Linked DNA regions of Homo sapiens: region 2 is linked to region 1. Evidence: chromatin contacts called from ENCODE Hi-C or POLR2A ChIA-PET data. All regions are on one chromosome and are shown on one strand. The core of a region is the stretch at or near the end of the contact, and the rest is flanking DNA. Distances in the headings are between cores, read along the strand shown. Region 1 holds the start of LINP1 (lncRNA in non-homologous end joining pathway 1). Region 2 overlaps LINC00707 (long intergenic non-protein coding RNA 707).

What was found. Hi-C counts contacts between places; a loop is a spot of excess contacts on that map. ChIA-PET counts read pairs that join two places held with the same protein, here RNA polymerase II (POLR2A). Pooled maps may share reads with other maps.
Region 2: POLR2A ChIA-PET joins it to region 1 with 13 read pairs in MCF 10A. The contact joins the enhancer-like site here to the promoter of LINP1 in region 1. A Hi-C loop is called at or near these places in 4 of 168 maps with a recorded cell type or tissue (A673, astrocyte of the cerebellum, endothelial cell of umbilical vein and 1 more) and 2 of 50 pooled maps. POLR2A ChIA-PET finds 5 or more read pairs at or near these places in 4 of 52 experiments (GM10248, MCF 10A, SK-N-SH and 1 more).

Annotation. Positions count from the first base shown.
Region 1 is chr10:6,735,701-6,738,798 of GRCh38, forward strand. It overlaps LINP1 (lncRNA in non-homologous end joining pathway 1), which reads left to right and starts at 1,682. Exons shown (of 2, transcript NR_138480.1): 1 at 1,682-1,928; 2 at 2,657-3,098. RefSeq lists enhancers at 1,069-2,268, 2,315-2,860, 2,861-3,098.
Region 2 is chr10:6,793,734-6,797,087 of GRCh38, forward strand. All of the region lies in intron 2 of LINC00707 (long intergenic non-protein coding RNA 707), which reads left to right. Among named protein-coding and RNA genes, the nearest start is that of LINC00707, 16 kb to the left of the region's middle. RefSeq lists enhancers at 199-1,156, 1,157-2,113, 3,071-3,354. Within about 2 kb of position 2,023, at least 2 of the 41 ENCODE cell types and tissues checked have a DNase peak (open chromatin) inside an H3K27ac peak, as active enhancers do.

The DNA of each region.
Region 1 (3,098 bases), core at 432-2,931:
AGTTGGTGAGGAAGGCACGAGTCCGGGCGAGTGGCATTTTTAGAAGCTCCTGGGTGACTCTATGATCCTTCAGGATGAGGACCCACTGGATGGAAGGGGAAGGGTTTGAAGAATTCCACAAAAGACCACCCCCCACCTTGCTTCTGGCTTATCTGAAATTGTATCGCTGTGACTTATCCCAAGGAGTTAACCATTTGCCTGTTCTTGCCATCGTTTATTAACATGTAAAGTCATTTCCATCTGATGGATGATTGATCTGTTTGCTCAATCATTAGGTCCATTAATAATTATCACATGTTCAGCTAATGTGACCTGAGAAGTGGGGAAGGGAGGTGCACGGCACCACCATCTTCTCCCTTTGGCAGGCGGCAGTCTCCCAACTATAGAAAACTCACACCAGAGTAAGAGAACCCATCTCCAAAGGTGTCCAACAGAAGTGTTGGACAATGGCTGTACATACGCACACTAACTGGAAAAGAAAGCGAGCCAGGAGAGGCACCGAGTCACACAAGCATGGATCTTGTCTCAATGCTCCAGCGAGGCAGATGCTGGCTCCAGGGGGAGTGGGTGGCTGGCAACTTCCCTAGGGCTTTCTGCATTTTATTGATGAGCAGTGAGAGGCATGAAGGCTAAGCAGCTTTCCCTGGGTCATACAGTGAAGAAGTAGCAGAGCTAGTGTCCCTAACCACCGGGCAATGCTGCCACCTGCCCTATGTTGCAGGTGAGGGGCTTAATGAAGGGGGCAACATGGTGAACTCACTGGTTCATTTCTAATCCTTTTTGCAGCTGTCTTAGCCAGTTGCAGGCTGCAGGCTTACCTCTGTAGAGTGACAGACCAAGTCCACCCTGGGTACCACCATTGCCACACTATCCTGGAACCTCCCCTGAAGGACTGGAAACACAGGGCCATGTCTTGAGACCTAGATAGGAGAAGCACAGCTCTCGTCTAGCAGCTTAGGAGTCACGGGAGGGAGCAGCACCTTGCAGTTCTTGTCGCTGCACCCTAGAGGGGAAGAGGGAAATCTTGTCATTGTCAGCTTGTCCTTCCAGACAAAAGTCACCCCATTAAATTTCCATATCCTACATAGTTAGTAAAGAACATTTACACCTGTATTCCCAGCTACACAGGAGGCTGAGGCAGGGGGCATCGCTTGACCCCAGGAGTTTGAGGCTGCAGTGAGTTATAATTGTACCACTGCACTCCAGCCTGGGCGACAGAGAGAGACCGTGCCTCAAAAAAAAAAAAAAAAAAAAAAAGGAACATCCACAACACTGAACTGACCACCTGTTGAGCTGTAAACTCTAAAATAGCAGAAAGCATTGACTCCACCATGCTTGGCTCACAATATCTCTCATATACTAGGAAAATGAGGCTGAGAGTTAAGGAAATTGGTCAAGGTTGCAGGCAGTGAGTGACAGCTGGGATTCATGAAGACTGTCTTTAAGTGTCACCGCCAACCACTCAGTTATTTTTGTCTCTCAGTATTAATTAATATACTTGAGAATGAATTTATGAAGCTCCCAGAAATGTCAGCTCACAGGCAGAATTCCAGGGCGATGATGCAGAGGCTAAGAACAGAGGAGTCATGTTACCCATTGGCTCTGATTCTTCACCCTACCTGCCCACACCCTTTGCCCAGTGACTTTGCAGTTCCTCCCCTGTGGGGGAAGTGAATTTCCTCCCTCCGTCTCCTTGACTCTGGGTGGGCTGTGTGACTTTTCCTTGCTCAATAGAATGAGAAGGAGGTGGCGCACCGGCTACAAGGCTAGACCGGGGGCTCGCATATCTCCACTTGCAGCTGCCACTGCCATTAGAAGAACTTGCTCAGCCAGCTCCTGGGCCCCAGGAAAAGGACAAGTGTCACCCAGAACAGAGCCACCTCCAGCTGCACTCAGCTCCAGAAGCTGGCCCAGCCGGTCCAGTACACGTGAGAATAAATTGTTGTTGCTTTTACCCATTAGGTTTTGGGGTGATTTGTGATGTTGCATTGTTGCAGCAATAACAAATAAATATAAACAGTGTTTGAGCTGTGGGCTCCAATGGACTTTTGTCACTTATTAGCTCTGGCCATTATTTCAACTTTCTAAATCACAATATCTGTCACAAAGACAGCAAAATAAAAATACCTAAAGTAATATTTTAGAAGGTGCATGCATTTCTGTGTGCTAATTAAATGAGATAATGCTGGTAAGGGCGTTCTGCAGCACCTGGCGCCAGTTGTATTACATTAGCCCTTGTGTGGTGGCCCTGTGCCTGGGAAGGGATTCTGCAGGCAGAGGCCTCTGCATCGGGTGCTGACCACAGCCCTGTGCCCACCAGCTGGTTCCGTAGTTTTCAGATTTTACAGGTTAAACGTGCTGAAAGCAGCACGGGCATACTTGTTCAGCTGAATTAGCTTCCACATGCTGAACATGCCCAGCCTGAGAGAATGATCTGGGCTGTGTGTGTGTGCATGGTCACGTGTGCACAGCAATGTGAGTGTTTATTCTTACTGGAATGTGAGCAAAGATGGGGAATATTTCTGCTTCTTGAAAATTCTGCATAAAACCTTCATCTGTGTTTCTGTTATTGCATAAAGTTGGGCACTCCATTTCTTGGAGTCAACGTTTAAAAGAAAAGACTAATAGCAGGAAATGCTGGTCTGTCTTCCTCCAGCTTTTAAATAATGTCCTCTACGTGCCGGTGTGGAAGTAGCCCGGATGCAATTGAATGAACAACAGACGGTGCTTTCCAGGACGGCGCTGTGCTTTCCAGGATGGTGCTGTGCTTTCATTCATTTGGGTAGCTCCTCTGTGAGCCTCCCAGCGCCGACTGCAGAGCCCCCACTCTCCAGCCTGCAAGACCCCGAAATTCAAGCCACACAAAGAAAGGAGGAGGGGGCCGTTGGCATTTACTGAACCTTATAAAACTGTCAGCAAAACAGCCCTTAGGCTTGGACTCCCTGCTAGCCGGGTTTTACGGTGCTGAAGTCAGCATCTTGATTCAGCTGCATAAATAATCTCCTGCAGTCCTGCAAGGCCTGGGGTAGGAGAGGGTATGGGGACCAGGGCACTCTGTAAGGGCTGGGATAGGAACCCCAGGGAATAAGACAGACCAA
Region 2 (3,354 bases), core at 773-3,272, 58 kb after region 1:
GACAAGAAAATCTTTAAAAATATTTTACCCCATGTTATAAGTGCACAGGAATATTTATGTACAAAAATATTAATTGCATCATTATTTTAAATTAATAAGAAATTAGAAAAAATATAACATAAGAGGATGGTTAAATAAATGAGAGCACGCCATATGACAGAATATTATTTAAGGCCATTTAAAATGATGCTGTCATGATTTTTTCTATCGCATAGGAAAATATTTTTGATCCAAAGTTAAATGTCAAAAAGTAGGGTTCAAAATGATAGATGTAATATGACCCAAAGAGAGCGAAGAAGAGAAAAGAAAGCAATAGGAAAAATGCTAAAAAAAAATAATACCACATTACAGGGATTTTCTCTGAATGAGAAATATTGCTTTAAGCTTTTCTAAATTTTTAAATGTAGTGTAATTTTCTTCCAAATTAATTTTTTTTCTCATTATCATATTCCTCCTATACTTTGAAAAAAAATTTTAAATAAAGAAAATTTGCCGGAAAGTTGACATTTTAAAACTTTAAAACTTCCAAAGGTAGTTTCTAACAGGCAGCTATTATGTTAAATACCCAACAAAAGTTGCCACAAATTGCTATCTTGAAAAAAAAAAAAGACTAAAATGATGACCTCTGATTTATTTCCATGCTCCAAGTCAAACCTTGCCCACACGTGCCGTGTGGGGTTCTGGGGAGTGCGTCTGGCCGTGGTACAGGAGGCCCCAGCACAGGTGCCATCTGATGCCAGCCCAATTACCGCTTCTGAGTGTTGCAAACTACAGAAACTACACTTCGCTGTTTTCCTCCACCTCAAAATATGTACACACTAAACATTATTATGCAGCTATTTCCTACCGGAAACTCAGATCAGAATCAAATTTTAGCAGAAACTACTTTCAATACCAGATTTGGGTGTGTCCATCCCGGCAGTTCTGCACCTAGCACGGGAGTAAGAGTCACCCACGTGGGTGGAGGTTTATCCACTCGTCTAAAACATTCCCACTGGAATCGATCACAAATAGAAGAGGGTTTTTCGTAGCTGGAATTTGGTGAAGCAGGCTAGGGCACCCACATCTTTCCTTCAATTGGAATGAAAAAACTTGTGTGCATTTTCGAAGATCTTTGAGGTTAAAATGAGTTGATTTCATCTTAAGAAGCCAATGTCACCCAAAAGAAAATGAACAGTGTTTACGGTTAAAACCATCAGAACAAGATCACGTCTTGTGCAGGAACATGGATGAAGCTGGAGGCCATTATCGTTAGCAAATGAATGCAAGAACAGAAAGTCAAGTGCTGCATGTTCTCACTTGTAAGTGGGAGTGAAACGATGAGAACTCCTGAACACAAAGAGGGAAACAACCGGCACTAAGGTCTGCTTGATGGGGGAGGGTGGGAGGAGGGGGAGGCGCAGAAGGGTGGGAGGAGGGGGAGGCGCAGAAGGGTGGGAGGAGGGGGAGGCGCAGAAGGGTGGGAGGAGGGGGAGGCGCAGAAGGGTGGGAGGAGGGGGAGGCGCAGAAGGGTGGGAGGAGGGGGAGGCGCAGAAGGGTGGGAGGAGGGGGAGGCGCAGAAGGGTGGGAGGAGGGGGAGGCGCAGAAGGGTGGGAGGAGGGGGAGGCGCAGAAGGGTGGGAGGAGGGGGAGGAGCAGAAAAGATAACTATTGGGTACTGGGCTTAATACCTGGGTGATGAAATAATCTGTACAACAAACTCCTGTGACATGAGTTTACCTATGTAACAAACCTACACATGTACCCCTGAACCTAAACTAAAAGGTAAAAACCCAACCAACCAACCAACCAACCAACCAACCTAACAACCAAACAAACAAACAAAAAAAACACCATCATCCCCATCACCCACATTCTCCTAAGCTTTGTTCAGGAGTTTCACGAAAGTTAAGAGAGAAAGTTTCTAGATTTAGTTTCCCCAAACCTTTTAGGAGACACAGTACAGAGCTTTCTGCCCTTTGCTGAAATACAGGCAGAGGAGGTGTTTTTGGCAAATGGACAACCCTTCACAAAGGGTTTCTTGTGGAGCCGTGAGGCTTTATGCAAGTACACTGTGTGGTACGGAGAGGGTGGCAGCTCATCTTGTGTCATTTTTCCAGTCTGCGTTAAGTTCGTCTTTTCCTGTTTAGTGGTTCCATGGCCTGAGTGAGAGGTGGGAGGTGGATCTATATTTTCTCTTTTCCCTTGTACTCTGCCCGTTCCACAACAAGGATGACATTTGTCTTCTCCTTTATGGATGCAAATAATTCTTTGTCGCAGACAGGTGGATGACTGTTTTGTTCAAATCTTCATGTTTTTAAATAAAATAAGTGTATTGATCATGCCTCTATTTTCTGTATTTCTGATGCCTTGACATCTGAGGCCTTTCTGACCCTGAAGGGCCTGCCCTTCTTGGGGTTAGCCAATTCCTAGGAAGAGCAAATAACTCCCCTGTGTGTGTACTTTTTATATGGAACCAACCGATCCAGAGCCCTTTCCCCAACCATCTCCATAATCTCTCCCATTCAGGGCCACCTCCCCTGCCCTAATCACCCCAGGTCCAGATAACAACTAGGTGCCACGTCCATGCCCCAGAGCCTGCTGAAATTATTCACACTAGCAGATCCTAAGCCTGCTCACCCTGGTTCCCCCATTCCTTCCACGGAAGCCACAATAGAGGCTGTGGCCGTGCTTACTCTTCACTCCATTTGCCTCCTGACTCCCCATGTGGGCTCCCATGGTGTGACATGCCCCTCCTCCTGGGAACTGTGAGTGACAAACCATCTTTCCAATGGCAGTCATCTTCTGACCTGTGCCTCACCATACCTGGATAATGGTAAAACCTACATGTTAAAACTAGCCTATTAGAGTGGCTGGTATAGTTCCCAGTCAGTAACAGGTGCCAAGTAAATGGTACTTATATCTTTCCTCCAACAGTGTATGTAGGAGTACTGGTGACATTTCCCTTCTCTCCCCAAGCCCCACCCCTTGCATGAATTTTTTAAAATTGCATTCTCCAAGCTCTGTGACTCTGCCTTCTGTGCCCAAGTTCACCATACGAAGTAGGAAGGATGCAGCCTCCTTCTCAAAACACTAATTTTCCCAACTGCAAAGGTACCAAAAGCTGTTTTCATCCTCCAAAAGTCCTCCTCGAAGGTTTAAAACCCTGGGACTGGCCAGATAGCCCTGAGTTGTCTTCATCATAAATTAAGACCTAATAAGATTTGGATGGCATCAAACTATCACTCACGTGATTCAGAAAAAGGGACTCAGAGAGAAGAGCACTTGGGGAGAATGAGAGGCCAGGAGAGGAGAGGATTTTGCAATGGTGGCTTGGAACTGGCCAGGTATCCTTGGTTTAAAAGTTGGTTTCATG